Regions from separate parts of the Mus musculus genome. Here region 1 is linked to region 2. Evidence: chromatin loops called from intact Hi-C (ENCODE). Cell type or tissue: heart. All regions are shown on one strand. Links, peaks and the distances in the headings refer to the core of each region. The heading gives the core; the rest is flanking DNA. Region 1 has its middle 19 kb from the start of Higd1a. Region 2 overlaps Pomgnt2 (protein O-linked mannose beta 1,4-N-acetylglucosaminyltransferase 2).

Evidence for each region. Hi-C counts contacts between places; a loop is a spot of excess contacts. Peaks named below come from ENCODE experiments on the same cell type or tissue, not always from the same donor. Only the 100,000 strongest peaks of a DNase experiment are listed, where the experiment ranks them.
Region 1: it touches region 2 in a loop (2.9-fold over the local background); 21 of 42 quality-filtered maps call a loop at or near these places.

The regions. Positions count from the first base shown.
Region 1 is chr9:121,871,936-121,882,458 of GRCm38, forward strand. No RefSeq gene overlaps it. Among named protein-coding and RNA genes, the nearest start is that of Higd1a, 19 kb to the left of the region's middle. In heart, for the core only: CTCF peaks have their summits at 5,330 (motif pointing left) and 8,985 (motif pointing right); a DNase peak (open chromatin) is centred at 9,066; H3K4me3 peaks cover 215 bases; H3K27ac peaks cover 270 bases.
Region 2 is chr9:121,979,654-121,990,176 of GRCm38, forward strand. It overlaps Pomgnt2 (protein O-linked mannose beta 1,4-N-acetylglucosaminyltransferase 2), which reads right to left. Exons shown (of 2, transcript NM_153540.4): 2 at 1,953-4,170. The coding sequence starts at 4,060. The coding sequence ends at 2,318. It overlaps Gask1a (golgi associated kinase 1A), which reads left to right. Exons shown (of 5, transcript NM_177743.5): 5 at 1-555. Among named protein-coding and RNA genes, the nearest start is that of Gm39463, 11 kb to the right of the region's middle. In heart, for the core only: a CTCF peak has its summit at 4,066 (motif pointing right); DNase peaks (open chromatin) are centred at 2,748, 4,008 and 5,648.

The sequences.
Region 1 (10,523 bases), core at 1,210-9,209, 110 kb before region 2:
ATAAACACCATAGTTGCATTTATTGACAACCAGCTGAGGATAGACTGCTCCAGGGAGAGGAGAATGTGATGTCACCTGAGCTCAGGAATCAGTATTAGAAATAGCTCAGGGTAGGTCTCCGCGGATGGGAGAGACATGAGTGGGTTAAAAGAACGGGTGAGCTTTGGGTGGAGAGTAGGAGAGACAGGAGGGTCAGTGGGAGGGTTACAGAAGTCTAGAAGAGTAGGGCACACATTTGCCCATGTGTACTGTCAAGGCAGTGGCAGAGCTGGACTTTGGAAGAAGTCAAAGCTCAAGAAAATTGGCCATACTCACATGGGTGTGTCAGCTTTCAAAACAGATTAGCTCACTTGGTACAAGTAGATTATCCATGTAACATTCTGTACAACAGCCCCTGTTAAACTGGTGACTAAGGTAATTACCCATGAGTTCTCAGAAATTCTCTTCCCAAAGAAGTCAGGGGAGAGGTTAGCCATGATTGTGGGTATTGTGGGATGGGCGGTGTGAGCCATAGTCACCTGTGCCCAACTGGGAGGCCAAGTGGGATCATGTGCTCCTGTGCCTCACTCTCTTCCCTTCCCCCTCAGCCCCCATCACACCAGCTAGCTCTCTCCTGTTCATTCCTTCTTTTCCTGTTGCTAAGACAAAACACCTTACAAGAAGCAACTCAAGAAAGGAAGGGTTTGTTTGAGGTCATAGTTTTGGGTATATCCTGTCTTTCCTGTCAAGGAAGGCTTGACAGCAGGAGAGCAAGGCTGTGGTCCTAGTCCATCTGAGGTTAGGAAGCAGAGAAGGAGCAACATTGTTGCTCTTTTGTTTTGTTTTGTTTTCAGTCCAGGAAACTTCCTCAAGACATGCCTAAAGGTTTCATCTCCTAGGAGCCTGTCAACTTGTCAATAAGTATTATTGTCACAAGGCTCTATGCTTGAAGTGACTTTAGTTTTACATGAGGGATCCTGAAACCCAGGATCCCTCAGTGTGAGGATTTCAGAGCTGTGGCCAGCAGAGAGGCCTCTTGACCACCAGCCCTCTGCATCTGCCCTACAGAGGGATTTGATGAAGACATTTCATTCAGGGTTGAGGGTTCCAAGTTTCTCTTTCTCTCTCTCTCTCTCTCTCTCTCTCTCTCTCTCTCTCTCTCTCTCTCTCTCTCTCTCTCCCTCTCTCTCTCTCTCTCCCTCCCTCTCTCTCTCTCTCTCCCTCCCTCTCTCTCTCTCTCTCCTCTCTCTCTCCTCTCTCTCTCTCTCTCTCTTCTCTCCTCTCTCTCTCTCCCTCTCCCCCCCCCCCCACTGATCTATGAGTGTAGCAGTCATTTTTTTGCTGTGTTTCTTCAGCAGAACAGTAGTGTTTGGTTTTCTGCAGACTCAGGTATTTGGCCACCTGAGCAGTGTCAGGGATGAGTTCTATGGTGGTTTAAATATAGTTGCCCAGGGATTATTGGCACTATTAGGAGGTGTGGCCTTGTTGCTGTAGGTGTGGCCTTGTTGGAGGAAGTGTGTCACTCTGCAGGGGTAGTGGGACTTTGAGACCCTCCCCCAAGCTACCTGGAAGCCAGTCTACCCCTGACTGCCTTCTGATCAAGATGTAGAACTCTTGTCTCCTTCTCCAGTACTGGGTCTGCCTGGATGCTGCCACACATCCTGCCATGTTGATAATGGACTGAACCTCTGAACCTGTAAGATAACCCCAATTTTATGTTGTCCTTTATGAGAGATGCCTTGGTCATAGTGTCTCTTCTTAGCAGTGAAACCCTAAGACAGGTTTCATCCCATGAGTGGGCCTGGCATCCAATCAGATAGTGGCTGGCTACTCTGTAATGAGCATGGCATCCAATCAGACACTGGCTGTTTACTCTGGAGTGGGCCTGGCATCCAATCAGATAGTGGCTGGCTACTCCCACAAGCTCTGGGCCACTCTTGCTCCAGTGCAGCTTGCAGACAGGCCACTGTTGTAGATCACAGGGTTGTTGTTGGCTTGGGATTTACTGTTCTCCTCTGGTAGGTTACATGGTACACTCCAGTATCATGAACAGCAGGGGTGAAGGCTCTAAGCTACCAGCTTGATTTCTCTATGCTCAGTGCGATGGTAGGTCCTGACTTCAGCAACAGGGCCCTGCCATTAGCTTGTGGAGAGCTATGAGCATCCTTGGCAGTGACCTGGGTTGTTCCTGGCTTCTCATAGGGCCGGCTCCTTTGGCCAACCACTCAATTAGACATAACCCATTCTCAGAACTGGAAGCTCCATTTGGTGAGGAGAGATGTCCAGCTGGGGCTTTGTATCCCCTGTTTACATCACCTTCATATATGTTTATGTTTTAGGAAGCTGGAACTGTATTTAGGTTTCCCTAAGTCCCTCAAACGGCCGTTAGTTAGCTGTTCTTCCACGTGCTCTCGGCCACCCCTAATTTGAGCCTCCATTCCAACCTGCCACCCCCTGTTCATCCATAACGATTCTATTTCCCCTTCCTAGGGTGATCCAACCCTCCTGCCAGCTCCTTACTCTATACCTAACCTCTGGTTATATGGACTGCAGCTTGCTTATCAAATGCTTTGCACTGACATCCACATAAAAGCGAGTACATTCCATATTTGTCCTTTTGAGTCTGTATTACCTCACACAGGATGCCTTTGCTGTGTTTTTCTCCCCCAGCTCCATCCATTGACCTGCTAACTTTACGATGTCATTTTTTAAACAGCTGAGTAATATTCCATTGAATAACTGTACCTCATTTTCTTTATCCACTCGCCCACTGACAGATATCTAGTCTGTTTCCAATTTCTGGCCATTATGAATAGAACAGCAGTGAGCATGCTTGAGGAGGAAGTGCCTGCTGTGTGACTTAGCATCCATTGGGTAGATGGCCTAGAGTGGTAGAGCTGGATCTGAGGTGGGCTTATTCCCAGCTTTCCGAGGAACTGCCGTACTTGTTCCCTAGTGGCTGTACAAGTTTGTACCAGGAACAGATGACCTGCCCTGACCTCGCCTCCTCGCCAGAATGAGCTGCCATCTGATTGACCTTGACAATTCTGAGTGGTTTAAGATGAAATCTTAAAGTCGTTTGATTTGCATTTCCCTGATGCCTGGGGATGCTGAACAGTCCTTTAAGTGCTTCTCAGCCACTTGTGTTTATCCTTTTGAGACCTGTACCCGATCTTTTAATTGGCTCATTTGTTTTCTTGAAGTCCGGCTTTTAAAGTTCTTTATGTATTTTAGATTTTAGCTCTCTGGATGATGTGTAGTTGGTAATTTATTCCCCATTTTGTTTCCTGATTTTGTATGAATGATGGTGTCCTTTGCCATACAGAAGCTTTTCTGTTTGCTGTGGTCCCATTTATTAATTAATCCCAGGTCTTAGTGCCTGTGCTATTGGTGCTCTGTTCAGAGAGTCTTCTCCTGTGCCAATGAGCTTAAGCCTATTCCACACCCACACGCTCTCTTTGATCAGGTTCAGGGTATCTGGCATTATGTTGAGATCTTTGATCCATTTGAAGTTGAGTTTTGTGCAGAGTGATAAGTATGGATCTGTTTGCATTTAATTAAACCAGCCCCTTTTGTTGAAGATGCTATCTTTTTTTCCAGTGTGTATTTCTGGCTTCTTTATGAAAAATCAGATGTCCATAGGTGTGTGGACATAGGTCTGGGTCTTTGATTCGGTTCCATTGATCAATGTGCTTGTTTTTATGCCAGTGCCATGCTGTCTTTATTACTGTAGCTCTGTAGTGCAGTTTGAGATTTGTAGCACAGCGATGCCTCCAGTGGTTCTTTTATTATTCAGGATTGTTTTGGCTATCATGGTTTGTGTGTGTGCATGTGTATTTTCATACAAGGTTGAGAATTGCCATTTCAAGTTATGTGAAGAATTGTGTTGGATTTTGATGGAAATTATATTGAACAGATATGTTGGTTTTGGTAGGATGGGTGTTTTTACTTTATTAATCCTATTGATGCATGAGCATGGGAGATCTTTCCATCCTCCGATAGCTTCTTCAATTTCTTTCATCAATGTCTTAAGGTTTTTTTTTTTAATCATACAAGTCTTTCACTTGCTTGATTAGAGTTAATCCAAGGTATTTTCTTTTATTTCTTGTGGCTGTTGTGGAAGATATTATTTTCTTGATTTTTTTTCTCAACTCATTTGCCATTTGTATATAGGAAATTTACTTATTCACCACCATCACCCCCCCCACCCCCCACTTTGGTTTTTGAGACAGGGTTTCTCTGGGTAGCCCTCACTGTCTTAGAATTGCTCTGTAGACCAGGCCTCAGCTTCACAGAGATAGCCTGCTTCTGCCTCCCAGGTGCTGGGATTAAAGGTGCGCACCACCACCTTCCAGCAAAGTCTACCGATTTCTGTGTATTAATTTTGTGTCTTGTTACTTTGCAGAAAGAGTTCATTAGGAATTTCCTGATGAGATTTTTAGGGTCACTTATGTATACAATCATCTTCACATAAAGATAATTTAACTTCTTCCCTTCTTGTTTGTATCCCCTTGATCTCCTTCAGTTGTCTTACTGCTCTAGCAAAGACTTCAAGTACTGCACTGAATAGGTATGGAGAGAGGGGACAACCTTGCCTTGTTCCTGATTTTAGTGGGCATGCTTTGAGTTTATCTCCATTTAGGTGGATGTTGGCTGTGCGCTTGCTACAGACCACCTCAGTTTGTCGAGGTATGTCCCTTATATCCCAATGTCTCCAGGACTTGAAAGGACGTTGGAGAGTGAAGACTGCCCAAACCTGATCCCCTGGCCAGCACAGTCAGCAGGTTTTGCAGGGAGAGAGCAGAGAGCCTCCAGCATTGGTGTTCAGACCGAGATCATTACTCTCAGCACAAAAGCTCCTGGAGACTTTTGTTATGGGCTCAGCCTATTGGGTTTGTGAAAGAAGCTTGATTTTTGGTTAAAGTGTTAAAGAAAGCAATCTGCTTCCCGGGAGCAACTGTCCTATAACACAGCAGCACAGTGAACATCCCTGCCACTTGCTGTATCCTTAGCTGAGTACAACCAACCAGACCTTGGTGTGGGAGGCTGCCTGGACACCCACACCTTCCTTCTCTGCACTCACAGCCTCTATGAAAGGGCACTGGTCCACCAGGTCCTCTCATCCTCTCCCTGCTCATCCAAGCCCAGTGCTCTCTCAAGGAGAAGGTCTGGGTGAGGTGGTGTGAAAAAAAGAATTCTTGTTGTGCACATGGCTTTGTATTTAACCAGTTCCTCAGTGCTGAAAAAGCAGGGGCCGATCCTGCAAGAGACGATAGGCATTTTATTAGGTAGGAATCCTCAGCAGGACTGGCCTGCTTACCTTCTGGGGACCCAAGGGCAACCTCTACTGGCAGAAACATGCTACTACATCAGGAATATCCCAGGAATGCTTTCTCTCTGAAAAAGACTGTTTCCCAACATGTATATAAATCACACACCACTTACAAGCGTTAAAGTTTCTGTGAGATACATCTAAATGACAGTGCTCTGCAAATCTAAAAAAGTGTTGCATCAGCAGACCTTAAGTGGCTTGAAGCCCTTCCAAGACTTGAGATGGACACTAGACCTATGGAAGCAGTCACCAGCCCTGGGACTCAAGCCACATCAGCCTGGCTACCAGCCCTCATTTCAGCAGTTTCTTTCCACCAGGACAGTTATCTGTGTGTTCTCTGTGTGTGCACATGCCTGACTCTCTGTTTTTTATACTACATGCATATAAGGTGCCCAAAGGAAACCAGAAGAGTGCATCAGAACCCACATGGCTGGAATTACAGGGGTTGTGAGTTGCTGGGAATTAGACCCATGCCCTCTGCAAGAGCAGTGAGCTCTCAAAGTGAGCTCTCTACTGCTGAGCTCGCCCCGAGATGTTCCTTATTGGTCTGCTTTCATTTGTTTTCCTTTCCTTTCCTTTCCCTTTCCCTTTCCCTTTCCCTTTCCCTTTCCCTTTCCCTTTCCCTTTCCCTTTCCCTTTCCCTTTCTTTCTCTTTCTTTCTTTCTTTCTTTCTTTCTTTTCTTTTCTTTTCTTTCTTTCTTTCTTTCTTTCTTTCTTTCTTTCTTTCTTTCTTTCTAAGATTTATTTATTTATTTATTTTATGTGAGTACACTGTAGCTATCTTCAGTAATACCAGAAGAGGGCATCGGATCAGATCCCATTACAGATGGTTGTGAGCCACCATGTGGCTGCTGGGAATTGAACTCAGGACCTCTGGAAGAGCAGTCAGTGCTCTTAACCACTCTCTAGCCCCTTTGATCTGCTTTCGTATTAATAATTAGTCATTTTAGTTTAGGGTTCCTTTGGGCACCTAAATCCTTACAAATGCTGTAGCAAATCCGGGCTCTGTGAAGATGAAGTTCAAGAAAGAACCCAAATGGAAGTGTCTTTGGCTTTCTTTGACCATGAACCTCCCTGGAACTACCCTGGCAGGAGCAGAGGTACAACTGTGTCCCTCCCTCTGGCTGTTAGACTACTGAACAATGGCCCAAAGGATAAAAATTTCCTGGAAATCCTATGCAGGGGGCAGGGAATACTTGACATGCTGGTGCTAGCTCAAGGAGGAGCCTGTCTCCAGAGAGATTATTTCACACGGTCTGACAACTAGTCAGATCACCTTACAGAAGAGACTCGTGTAGACGTGCTGGGCAGGGGCATACCTTTACCAGGACTGCAGAGTTAGGATTATCTCTTGCCCAAGCCTCTGGTTGAGGAACTACCTCAGTCAGTAAGGAGCCCGAGTTTGGATCTCCAGCACCCATGCTCAAAGCTGGACCTGGCTGTAACCATCCACAATCACTGTCTTAGAGATGTCTCAGGGTATTCTGCAGCCAGGATAGGACACAAGAGGTCAAGACGACAGCTTCTGTGTTATTTGCCTGTAGCCACTCCCCCAAGTCCTCTGGGAGCTCCTTAGGTCTGCTAGACTCAAGTATGGTCCTGAGGTCACAAGGACCACTCAGTGATCAAGACAGAGGCTTTGTGGTTGGCATAATCCCGGAGCAGGGAAGTGGAGGCAGGAGGATCTTGCGCGCCCGACTCGCCAGCAAGAACGACGCCACAATAGGATCCTTCTGCACACGTTTATTGGGAGAGCATTGATTGCAGAGGCGAAAGACCCTGAGCCCAGAAATGGTGCTGCTTATATAGGCCTAGGAGTGACGTGTCCATACCTGATTGGTTATGCTACCAGTACCTGATTAATATGCGTCGGGCCAGGCAGTGACTGGACAAAAAAACTTTACTGCATATGTACACATTGGTTATTTGTCCAAACTTATGCGTGGTGGCCAGCAGTAGCCAGCGCTACTCTGCAACGGCACATGTGGCTTCCCACAGGAGGATCCTGGGCTTGCTGGCCAGCTAGTCTAGCAGAATCAGTGAGAGAACCAGAGAGTAAGGTAGAGAGCAACTGAGAAAGATAACTGATATCTAACTCTGGCTTCCACATATACACACAAACATACACAGAGAGAAACACCTACAGACACAGACACACACAAAGACACACAGACACAACACAGACCCAGACATATGCACACACACAAACACAGAAACACACACATCCACAGATACAACACAGAGATACATATTCACACAGACACACACAAAAACACAGAGAAACACATACAGACACAACACACACAGACACACAGGAACACATACAGACACAACACAGACACAGACATACAGACACATACATAGACATACAGACACACACAGAGACATACACAACACAGACACACAGAGACACACAAACACACAGCCACACAGAGAGACACAGACACAGGACAGACACAGACAGACACACACAGATACACAGACACATACACAGACACACACACACAGAAACACACACACGCATTCTAAACCTCATGTCATGACCCTGAATACAGACATGGGTGTCCTGCACCTCACTGTTCCTCATCTCAGTGTAGCCACAGACTGAATAAACTTTTCTCTGCTTTTCACTATTACTTGACTCTTTGATCGATTGCCATTATTGGGGCTGGGAGGCTGAACTAACTACCTTACTGGGACATCCAGAGCTAGGCTTTGATCCTAAAATTCTGGTAATGTCTTTGTAAGTCACGGCTCTAGAGGAGTTGACAAACTACAAACACATCAAATGGATAGGACAAGACAAGCCTAGATGTACGTCAGAGAGCACCGAGGCCCTGGAGCAGTTGCAGCCTGCAGAGAGAGAGGCAGTGCACTGTGAGGCACCGTGGTGCACTAGGCACAACCACTCAGAAGGTTCCTGGCACTGTGTGCAGATGCCAAAGGAGTCACCTTAGGTGCAGGAGGTGAAGTGAGATCCTGCAGGGTGGATCTTGACCATACAGAGAGCCCAGGAATGCCCACTCAGACTACCCAGTCGTTTGTTGGCAACTGCCTCGTCCACAGGTCTCCCCTCTTTCAGGCCTTTGCAAAGATGACTAGTGCGGCAGGCTTTAGCATCTTCCCCAAACTCCTCACGTGGTGACCTCTATAAAACTTTCTCTCACTTCCAAACTACCTCAGACGCAATCCTCCCTGCCACAGATTGCGTATTGGTTGGCTGTTTTGGGCCACAGAGTGAAAGGTCTCCGGTTTGGGGTTGAGGTGGGACACTAAGGCAGATTATCCTGTCTAGTAAGAGATTTATTAGTTTAGCACCACGAACGTGGTGGAAGCTCCAATGAGAGTTCAGACCCTCAAGGCAAAGTGTGGGTTTCTTTTAGGTCTCAGTGGAAGGGAGAGTTGCCCTGTAGTCAGGCTGTCCCTGACTCCCAGTAAGCAAGGAAGAGGGAATCTTGCACTGCCAAGAAGGAATGTGTAACATGAAGGATGTGGGGGCGTGAAGGGAGGCACTTTGAGTTAAGGTGTGCCCATTATGTGGGCATAGGCATGTGTCCCCCAAGATGTCCCAGCCTCTGGTAATGAGCCTGCAAACTTCCTTGGGGAAATGAAAATGGCCCTGGAACCCAAACGCTTGGTGAATGGATGCTATTAGGATGTTACAGATTCTTAGACGTGCTCCCAGTAGAGGGCGCTGGTCTCTTCCTTGCTAGTGGCTGATGGGCTGGAGAGATGGCTCAGCTGTTAGGCGCACTTGCTGTTCTTCCAGATGGTTTGACTTCAGCTCTTAACACCCAGGTCAAGTGGCTCACGACTCCCTGTGGCTTCCGCTGGGGCGAGGGCGGGGCGGGGGTGGGCGGAAGCTCGTTTCTGGCTTCCGTGGTTACCTGAGCACGTGAACACGTGTGCATAAGCACATGCATACATATAAAAATAAAAATCCTAAAGAAATTAAACAGGCTTCTGCAGGGGGCCTTGGTCTGAGCAGGAGTGTGATCCGGATTTAAACAGAGAACTCTTCGTCTTCAGGAACATTTGGTTTCATGACCTTGTTCCGGCTCAAATCTCTGGAATGTTTGAATCTGGGAGCCTGTCGAAATTGTAGGGATCCTAAAAGAATCTGGCTCAGTCGCCACAACTTTAAGAAACTGTGGTACACTGTATGTTGTGTCTATGTGTATTTGTATGTGGGTGTACACATGTGTCCACGGTGAACCTGGCATTCACCAGCTCGGCTAGAGGGCAGCAAACTCCAGGGATCTGCCTGTCTCTCTCCAGCAATAGAATTACAGATGGGTGCCACCCACTCATCTTTTTTTTTTTTTTTTTTTAATTTTAAAATTTAATTTTTATGCTTGCATGTATAACTGCACCATATCCCCTGGAACTAGAGTTACAGACAGTTGTGAGCCATTGTGTGCATGCTGGGAGTCTCGGATCTTGGAAGGGCAGCCAATGCTCTTAACGGCTAAAGCAGCCCTCAGGCCCCCAACACCCAGCTCTTTGTATGAACTCAGGTCCTCACGCTTGTTCAGAAAGCACTTTACCCACTGAGACATCTCCCAGCCCTTTGTATGTTTACTAGTGTTCTAAATTCAAGATACACCAGTAGTTCTGGGAAACAGATTTTCCAGGAAGTCATGGGTGATGTCTGTTGACGGGATATGAAATTCAGCTTTAGTGCTGACAAACTGTGGGGTCATATTCCAAATGAAGGAATGACGAGGAGGTGTAATCCTGCTTCCAAGTCCCCAGACCTTTTGCATGCCAGCTGTGGATCCAGATTCCCTCTGTCACCTCCAACTTGTTTCCCTTGCCCTGTGTCACTGGAAACCTGGTCCATCATCCGACAGACAGTGAACACAGTGTGGGACTCATGTTTATCAGCAAGGTCCCAGACACTTCCTGAGGCTTCAGTGTATCCAATGGGCCACTGTGGACTCAGAGTACCACAGAAAAACAAGACACAATTCTCCCTTCCAGGAGCCCCCGTCTGGAAAGGGCAGTGTCCCTTAGTCATGATGGATTTCTGAATGAGCTGCACGGGCAGGAAGTGAGTCCCGTTTTTCCGTTTGTGCAGCCTGTCAGCCGTTTGTAAACACTGACCCCACCCTTCGTGGCACAGCCTTGCTGTCCTAACCAACATTCAGCCATGAGATCAACCACAGACCCTGAGCAATCTCCAAGCAGTTAGCCATGAATAAGAGAGGCT
Region 2 (10,523 bases), core at 957-8,956:
TGGTTTCACTGCCCCAGATTCCATTCAAGAGTCTATTCTGTTCCCATCTGAAAGTATACTTTTATCAGATAAAAACCAAGCACACACAGGCCCTTTTGTGAGCTGTGCTGGGCTGCACTCACAGGGTTTCTTAAGAGCCTGCTTCAAAACTGGGCACTGTTCTAATCCAAGTTACTGTATTCTGCTCGGTGGTGTAAGGATCCACTTAAACATCTCTTTTTTGTATACGAGTGTTTTGTCTGCATGCACATTTGTGCACTGTACACGCACAGTGCCCACAGAAGACAGCAGAGGTAACCGAGGCCTCTGGAACTGGAGTTACAATGGTCGTGAGCTGCCTCATGAGTGCCAGCAACTGAAGTTTGCTTCTCCGCATCGCTGCTGAGTTCTCTCTTTAAGCCCTCTAGATAAATATTTATATGCCTCTTACTAGTCTTTCAGTAGAAAACCAAATTTTCAGTTTTATGTTTTAATTTCTCCTTATATATACTGTTTTAGGGCTTTGGTTGGGTCTTGTTTTGTTGTTTGAGATTAAAAAAGGCTCAGCCACATCTCACTCCTGACTTTAATGAGAGCGCATCTATGGTTTCACTATGATCAGGGAGAACACTCCGCCAGGCACTACCCAGGACAAACATGGGTATTATGGATATCCCCAAAGGACGCTCTCCTCTTCACCGCCTGCGTGATGTACCTGGCACATCAAAGGAGCTCTACCCAGCATTCTCCCTTCACGGTCCTGACACTAGCCTACCATGTCATCTCCTTGACAACCAAAATTAAAAGTACTGACTGTCAACTCTGCTTCTTGCTATCCAATAAGATGTGCCCAACGACACTCTCTGAGCTGTAGCTTAAGTTGGCTCCTTAGACCACTCCCAAATACAGGCAATCACCTGTTGCCCACCAGAATATGATGATGAAACCCTTCTGCTGAAAACACCAAACACCTGTCGCAGGACACAGAGAAATCGAGATGGAAACGGAACTTCCCCCCTGCTCGCCAGCCCTCACAGTATAAAGTGTTGTGCGGGCTGCTGGCCGGGGGCATATCAGCCACCTTTTGTGGCTGCAGATAGTAGCCAACAGCTAGGCAAGATGGGCCCACTGATGCTACAGGGACAGGTCTGTTATGGGGAAACCAACTGCCTCCTGGTTGGATTTGAGAACCATTCCACGGGAGGGAATTCAGGTTTGACGCTGGAACCTGTTAAAAGCCTGTGGGTGGGGAGGGCATGGGCTCTCTCTCACAGGGAAGCTACTGCCACTGTGCTTCATGGATAGGACACACCTACAAAATTATCTTCTAAAAAATTTCATGCCTACAGACCAGTGCTGCCGCCCGCTCTGTCAAGTTTGCCGTGCCAGCAGTCCCTGGAGACTCATAACTGGTTACGGTGCTGAGAGTAACTACCAAGTGTTCATCCATGGGCAGCTATGTCAGCCTCGCCCAGGCTCGAGGAATATCTGGAAGGGGCAAGAAGAATGGGTGGCTGGGGAGTGGAACACAGACTTCTGGGTCTGACTAGGCTGCTGCACTCTTGAACTCACAGCAGCTGTGATGACCAACCATGATCTGGCCTATCTCTACCTCGTCATGGAAATGGGAGGAGCTAATAGGGCCGCACGGCTCCCTGAGGATTTATAGGTCAGTGTCTGAAAGGAGACATTTTTTTTAGTTGTGTAGTCAACGGTGTTGCCCTTGCAGACAAAACCTCACCCATGTGCTTGTCAGCGACCCTAAGAAACTTGTTGACTCATAAATAAAGACACGAAGGGACTTGAAAATAAGAGGGGTGGGTTGGAAAGAGGAAAAGCTCGGTGGGAGGGGGCAGGAAAGGCTAATGAGGTGAACAGTATTGAAGTGCATTATAAACATGCCCTAAAACATTGCATAAAACCTATTACGAGGTATAATTCGTGCATGCTAACAAGGCATCAGAAAAAGACTTGGGCAAGATGTTCATAATCATTTAATGACTGCTCCAAACACACCTGTCACTCAGCTACAGATGAAATTCAAAGATTATCTGCCTAGCCCACCAACCACGTGACCACTGTTTCTCGAGGCCAGGACCTACACCAAGGCCAAAGCAGGAAACAGCATGGTTATTAGCAAGAGCAGATCCCCGGGCCCTGGCAGGCACCACCTCTTCAGAGCTAGAGAAATCTGCAAAAAGCACACTCGGGAAGCAGGCTTAGTGCAAGCCTACTCAATAAATAGATAATTTATCACCACAGCTGCTAGCAGAACTGTGGACCTGGGAAAGCTGAGCTGCGAGAGGTGCCCTCCAGAGGCCTGGCCATGGTCTGCTGGCTACGTGCTGCACACCAGCACATCTGCAAAAGGTCCCAGGAGGCTCCTGTTAAATATACAGCGGACCCACACCAGGTAGGTGGTAAAAGGTTTGATGTTCTCTGTGAAGGTGTGGTTCTGCAGGGTCAGCATGTAAGGCACATACGTGTTCTCCCCTTGCTCCTGCAGCCACACCTCGTATTTCACCTCCCTCACTTTCAGGTACTTGAGGTTCCACGGGATCTGCCAGGACACAGACAGGCGGGCCTCGGTGGCACCCTGCACTGACGCCTGACATCGAGCCTCCCGCACCTTGCCCGGGTACAGGCTGATTGCCCACCTCTGCCTCCGTGGCCCCGGCCGGCCCTTCACCACACGCCGAATGGATTGCATAAGGGATGGGATGTCCACCCTGGTGTCCTGGTAGATTCGGAATAGCCACTCTGGGTTCCGGCAACAGAGATGCCGGGGGACCTCTCGGCTCTGCAGGATACGGGCCTGCTCAGCCCGGTCCAGGTGGGTGATGCCCCCTTGGTCCCACGGTCGCTCAGGGTGTGTGACTGTGTTCTCCCGGATCATGTTTCGCCAGGCTACATACTGCAGGTCCATGCCAGGCAGTGTGGCCAGCGTCTTATAGGGGGTGTAGTGGTCAGGATTGACAGCGTAAGGGAAGAGTTCAACCACGGTAGCCCCGCGGGGCAGGAAGAGGGCCGTAACCAGCTGGGCCCCATGCATGCTGACCAACATGGAGGCATTGCTGACCAGCCGCACGACATCAGCAAAGGTGTGGTCCTCCAGGGACACTGTAACCGTCTTCATCTGGAACTCTTGTGCCAGCTCCAGCAACAGCTCTGCCTCGTTCAGGATGAGTCTGTTCTGGGTGCGACTGAAGACCAGAATGTATTCCTCCCCCAGGGGCGCCCCCGCGTGGCTCACGTTCAGCCTTTCAGTCATGAAGCGCGTGAACTGCCGGATCTCATTGCCAGAGACCAGGATGTTGGCTTTTGGGCCCTGGGGCTGTACAAAGCCGTATTGGTACCAGGTGGTAACCTTGGACAGGCCCACGAAAGCATGGGAAAAGCAGAGCAGTCGGCCCAGTGTCTTGAGCTGTGCACGTAGAAGCGGCTGCTTGGGGCTGAGGAGTTTATAGAGGTCAAAGTGGGCACCCTCACCCCATCCCTCCATGAAAAAGAGCCGGGCCTCTTGGGCCAGGCCGGGGAACTGCCTCAGTGTGTAGAAGAGTGGGAGCAGGTCATCATGAAAGACGTGCATGAGGTTATCGGGGTTGAAGCGGTTGGCGATGAGGGCTACATCAGGCACGAACACTGGCTTTGGCATGAAGCGCAGGGCTGCAGCGGGCAGCTCCACGAAGTTGAAGTACTGGGCATTATGGTCCTCCACAGTGGACAGGTCCAGCAGGGCCGGCTGGAAGCGCCGGGAGCCCAGGTTGGGCAGCATCACAGATGAGTTGCCATGGAAAAAGATGAATTCTTCGGCCTCATTGGAGTAGCAGAGCCACTTGAAGCGGCAGATGCGGTCCGTGTGGGTGCGGCCTGTGCACACCATGTGGGTGCCGCCCTCCATGAGGATCTGCAGGGCCTTCGGGTAGTCGATCTTCAGTCCTAGGACTGGATCCAGGGACTGCTGTCCAAGGGCCAGCTCCTCCTCTAGCGTGGCCGCATGCTCCCGCAACCGAACATGCTTCCACAGGACCGCAGCCAGCACTGATACCAGGAGGGCGTTGAATACGGCAGAGAGGTGCATCCTATCGCCACCAGGGGGCCTCAGCGAGACGATGGCTGCTGGGCAGTGCCACAGCCCGGGGGACTTCACCCATCCATCCCTAAGTGTACTACTGGAGGACCAGAAAATGCCTGCAAAGGGTCAGAGAGAAGAGTCAACCCAGCCAGGAGTCACAGCACACTCCCACCGTGTGCTTCCTCCACCCTACCTCTTCAGCAAAGCTCCCTGGTAACATAACGTGAGTCAAATTACAGGTTCTAGGCTTTTAAAAGATTTGTGTGTGTTCATGGGCACACGTTACTCTTCTAATCACACCTGCATCACTCAGCTGCCTCTACCTGGATGAACCCTCACCGCCCCCCTTCAATAGCAGCTAGCTGAATCTGTTCTGCTTTAAGGTAAAGTACCTTGTGGCTTCAACAGCCTCTGATGACGCCAAGAGGAGTGTGCTACACATACTTGTGCTGTGGAGGAAAAACATTACCACCATCAGAGCCCCGCAGAACTTCAGCGAGGCACAGGTTTTGGGCCAACATCTATTTCCAATTAGTAATTAGTGCTAGTACTGAGGCCTCTGGGGATTAAGGACCAGGCACATTCACTCACTTGGCCTCCTGGGTGGCCTTTCGTTTGGAATTCAGGCACCTGTTAATAAGAGCAAGTGTTCAAGTGCCTTGGAGGTCAGAGATGATGTACTGGTTGAAATCCTGGCACCCAACCTTTTTCTGATGTACAAAAAGAACCATTTCGTTGTTAGGTTTCCTGAGAGGTGAGGCCTCCAGGGCAAGGAAAAGGGTTGGGACACCTGATGGTCAATAAAGAGCCACATGTGTCCGGAAGCACCCTGGGCACTCTCCTGCCTTCGTGATTCAGAGCCAAGGCTGGGCAGTGTTAGGCAGGAGCTGACTGGCTGCTTCGGTCACTGCTCCTTGAAACAGTGTTTCAAATCTAAGCACAGAAATCTCCAAAAGGAGACAAAGAGCAGTCAGTGAGTGTGGCCGGGTGCCACTGAGGCGCCCTGGACTGGGGCAGTACCCAGCCTTGCTCCCTGGGTCTCCAGGTTAGCAGTGAGATGGTCGTTTCTGTCGATGTCCACTCTTCCTAAGGAGTTCCTCGGTGTCCTCACACATCCTCAGAGTCCCCGTGCTGAATCTCCTGGGAACCAGAGGAGGCAGAGACGCGGCCCTTGGGGTGCCAGAGAGCTCACTTCTGCATTTCTGGCCCAACCCTGCTGTCTAAGAGGCACTGCTCAGACTAGGTGAAGAAGCCAGTCCGTGTTCCTACCCAATGGGCAGGAGAAAAGGGGTGTCTCATGGCTGCCAACCACAAGCAAACCGGCTTGAGGGCACAGACTGCAGGAGAGTCACAGGAACCCTGATGTCTCCAAGTCTCCTGATGTGAGAGAACTGTCTTCATCTTTGAAGCTGGGTTGAGTAGGGGCTCTGGCTTATCACAGACAGGCACCTGATAGGAGGGCACAGCTTTCTGAGTGATGTGCACAGCCCCAGCAGAACAATGCTGCATCCATATCCCTGTGACCCCCCAATCTCCGTAGAAACCGCATGACACAGCAAACCAGTTACAGAGAATCAGCAGCTTGACACCAGTGCCATCTGCTGGAGAGAAGCAGGACTGCAGGAGGCAGCAGGAGACTCAGGTCAGACCCTGGGGTAGAAGGGTCACAGGACCTGACCCTGGCTGTTTCTGGACCCTCAGAGGATGGAAGGTGTTTCTAGTTAGATGTGAGTACCCATCCTATGGCCTTCTAATATGGTGCTGGCAGAGGGTAGTATAGATATGGAAGGGGGGAAATGGGAATTTCTGAGAGTAAACATTCTGCCAGATCCTCCTGTGGTCTAACGCATGGGGTGGACTGACTCTGCTACTTACAGTCAGGCAGCCCCAACCAAGGCCAAGTGACTGGAACTGAGTGACTGGAACCAGATGACTGAGTGTAGCTAAGGGACTGTGCGAAGGCTTCTCCAAGGGCTCTGAGCTCACCCACGGGGGTAAGGCTGTGGCTATGTGGGTTAGCCTTTCTGATTGCGTACACTCACTCAGGTAAACCAGGACTGAGGACAGACAACAGACTTGTTCACCACCTTTGCTTTAGAATATCCTTTCTAATGGGGCCCTGTATTTTGTCACTGTGAAGGAGCCATGGTATGGGGCACTCAGCGGTCATGATAAAATCCAGGGTCTTTCCCACATTCTCCTGCATGACCCCACACCCACTCCAATTGCATTGTAGCATTCTACTTAAGTCAGCAAGATCAAAAGTTTTGGCAGAACCAAGATATCAGACAGAGGCAGGAAGAGCTTTAATCAAAGGCAAATGGAGGCTGCTAAGACTACTTGAGCAAGAGGCTGGAGCCACCTGGGAAAACGTATTATTTTCTCCACCCACTCACCCTGAAAGCCTCTGCTGGCTCCTTAGGGTCTGCAGGCGAGCATGCTCTGAAGACTAAAGGAGACACCCACCCTCTGGGCTCCAAGTGCCCAGAGCTTCCTGACAGACGGGCTCTAGACAGGATGAGGGTCTGTGATGGACACTTCACACGAAGAAAGAGCTTCTCTGCCTGTGTCCAGTCTGGGTGAGGCCACCATGTACATTTTAAAGTAAGAGCCAGGCCCTGCTCAGTGTCTTAGCATATGTGGCACCCATGACAACCACACCTAAAACAAAACCCCTGCCTGTATCACACCAGGAAAAGGAACCCCAATGCAGAACACCCCAGCCCCACCCCATGTAAGAGATCTGTAATTCCTCTGCACAAGTCCCTGACTGCTGGCGGGGGGCTGTGACTGTGTCCCTGCTTATTTCCCCAAGCAAGCCTGGTGATGGAGACAGTGTAAAGGCAAACCTGGCTGAGGACAGAGAAGTTCAAACATGCCAGCTCCAATCTCAACATTACTCTGAGAATGGCCTCAGAGCCTTTAATAGACTCAGACCACGAGTCTGCCCCTTAACAGAAGCAGCTTCTGTGGCCCCTCCTCTGCTCTGCCAGCAAGGAGGGAGAGGGCTGTAAGTAAACTTTTCGGAAACAAACTTGTGTGTGATAAGTGTGTAAATACGTGAGGGTGTGCATGCACATATATGCACATGTGTGCACATGCCTGTGGAGGTCAATGACATCTGTGCACATGTGTGCACATGTCTGTGGAGGTCAATGACATATGTGCACACATGCCTGTGAAGGTCAATGACATGTGTGCACATGCATGTGGAGGCCAATGGTCAATGACATCTGTGCACATGCACATGTGTGCACATGTCTGTGGAGGTCAATGACATCTGTGCACATGCCTGTGGAGGTCCATGGTCAATGACAAGTACTTTCCCTGCTCACTCTCTGTTCTATTTAATTTTTAATGACCTTTTTATTTATGTGTATGAGTGTTTTGCCTGCATCTACGTCTGTGCAACATATAAGTACGATACCCTTGGAGGACCAAAAGGACAACCAATGCTCTGTAATTGGAGTTACAGATGGCCGTGAGCTGTCACATGGGAACCGAGAACCAAACTTGAGCTCTGTGCAAGAACAAGTGTTTTTAACCACCGGGGATGTTCTTGTCTGGCTCCCATGCCAGCCCCAGCACTGGGGTTACAGATGTCACAAGCCTCTGTACACAGCTTTTATCAGAGAATTCAAACTTGGGCCACTTTACCCAATGAACCCAGACCCCTAGAAACAAACTTCCTTCATGGAAAAGATGCTTGCTATGGAAAGGACGCACAGAACCATGGCTTGAGTCAGGTCATTTTCAGGACCCCTTCTCCCTGGTGCGGGGGTCCCAAGCAAGCAAAAAGCACCGTTCATATTCCCTGCCATGCTGTTGTGTGCAACAGGCTGTCCAGTGCAATGGGCCTTCCTTCCAGGAGAGGGGAGGAGCAGAGTGCCTAGGACAGAGCACAGTGCCATCTGAGAGGCAGAGGGACAGCCCCGCGCTCCAGCTCCATGAGAAGCCAAGCTCTCGGTGAGTCTTTATCGCCAACCTGACAGAATCTAGAATAACCTTGGAGACAAGCCTCCCTCAAAAATGTCTGCTGAGGCCTGGACCTGTGACTCAGTGGAGAGCTGTGTTCTCAAGTCTTTCATGACAAAAGACCTTAGCTTTCTTCCTTGATTGTCCCTATGGCAGGCACTGGATGTACGGATGGACACAGGCCCAACACTGAACATGATCAACCACAGCATGGTGTGCTACCAATAGCAGAATGGACACCAGCCAACATTGCTGAACCAGTATTCCTGCCTTGCAGGGCAGCACAGGGTGGGTCATGGCTAGCTAATCCGATTCCCCACTGATCATATGTACAAGTCAGTGTGTGGAGGTAACTAGTACAGTATGTGTGTACCTGTATATATAAATATACACATATGCATACCCAGTATATATGCATGTGCAAAATTATGTCTAAAGGCATGTAAATTGGGCTGTCGAGATGGCTCAGCAGGTAAGAGCACTGACTGAGCATTTGGTCCTGAGTTCAAATCCCAGCAACCACATGGTGGCTCACAACCATCCATAATGAGATCTGACTCCCTCTTCTGGCGTGTCTGAAGACAGCTACAGTGTATTTATGTATAATAATAAATAAATCTTAAAAAAAAAAGACATGTAAGTTGTGTGATAACGTGTGAGAGAGTGTGTGTGTGTGTGTGTGTGTGTGTGTGTTTAGGGAACGGAGTGCAGACTCTTCAGCCCACGTGAACAGAACAGGAAGTAAGGGTTCTGCATGTGCTAGGCACAAACCTGGAGAAGGACGTTGCTGACCTGAGTTCACTGTGGCAGGGGAGGCTTGAGGCCACATAACTCCTGACCTGACTCAGTGGCCAAGCAGGGCACGTGTGCTGAGGAGCAGTGACAGCTGCTGGTGGCCCCCACCTGATGCTCCCCTTCTGCTTCACTGTGCCACATGGTCACCTGCAGACCATGCTGAGAACGGGCTTCGTGGCCCGGCCTGGTTCCTTTCCCTCTTCAAACCTCTCTCCTTATCTGGGAACTTGGGCACTGTCTCCCTCCTACTGTTACAGCTGGAAACCTTAGAAGTGTGGTTAGGATGAATTCAGTTTAGTGGCTCAGCCAGGAAAAAGCTTGGTAGAATAGGCTTTGTTTTTTTCTTTTTAAGAAAGGAAACGAATGAGTAGGTGATTTAAAAATATGCTCCCAAAGTCCTTAAATATAGGCAGTCATTAGGATGCTTCCCACTGACCCCAGGTGACATTATTTAACTCTAATGCTGACACCTGCAGACAGTAAGGGCAGCATCTGACAGGTCTCACCTGGGCATCTAGCACAGGCACAAACTCCATTTCCTGAATGCCCTGGCCAGCACCAGATGCAGGAAAAACTCACATGGGCCTTACAATCTGATAAGGAGGAAGCACCGGTTCCAGGATTCCTAGATGAGAATACAGGCTACAAACTCACAGATCAGGAACCAGTGGGAAACGGAAAAGCAAGGCAGACCACATGACCTGGGGCCTGGGATGGAGGCAGTCACAGCTCAGCTTGCTGAGAGCCTGGCAGGGCAGCAGATATCTGTTCAGAGCCTGGTGCCCACCTGAGGCTGCAGCAGCTGACCACCTTGGGCCGGGGCCTTAAACAACAGAAACTTCCTCACAGTACTGGAGGTTAAACGTCCAGCGTTAATGATCACAGTCAGGGATTTGACACAGCTCAGTCTGTCCTGCAGGTGAAATGTGAAAAGTCCTCATCTGTAATTTCTGGCGACTGTACCGTGTAGACAAGAGTGGGACGGCTGGCCTCACACCACCTGGTGGAATCAGGTGTGCATTGGCTCCTAAGCTCTGGCCCAAAGAGCTGCAGGAGTGTCAGAAACAGCTGTTCACCTGTCGATCCCCCAAGAGCAGGGCTCCTGGCAAGGTTCTACACAAACATTACAGCAATTTAACTTTATGGCAGTATCCTTTCTTTGCAACGGAAGTACTTTAGCCTAAACACAGCATGTGTTTATTAGTGAACTATGGACGCTTTGGGTAGAGCATGGATGTCCCTTGGCTTTGAGCCCTCGGGAGTTTTTCCTTTAGGATTCATTCATGGCCACAATAGCTGCTAACAAAGCATTCACATGCCCGCTCTATGTTCAAGGGGGCCTCTCCCAGGTCAAGATATTAACATAAGAATGAATGGGGTGAGGAGTGAAGGGTGGAGAGGTGGCTCAAGGGTTAAGGCCCCTTGTTCTTGGTTCACTAATATCAGTAACTCCAGGTCCAGGGGAACCCAACACCTTTGACGTCTGACCTCCATGGGAACTGCACTTTTGTGCATACAAACAATTGAAAATAAAACAAAAATCTAAAAACAAAACAAAACCTACAAGCACATGAGCTCAGAACTGCTCAATGCACCTTCTTAGTTAAATGCTACGTGTTTTGAGGGTGCTGGGGCTGCGGGGGGGGGGGGGGAGTCATACTGAAGGGCGACTGCTCCCAGGAACACCAATGTGTTCTAC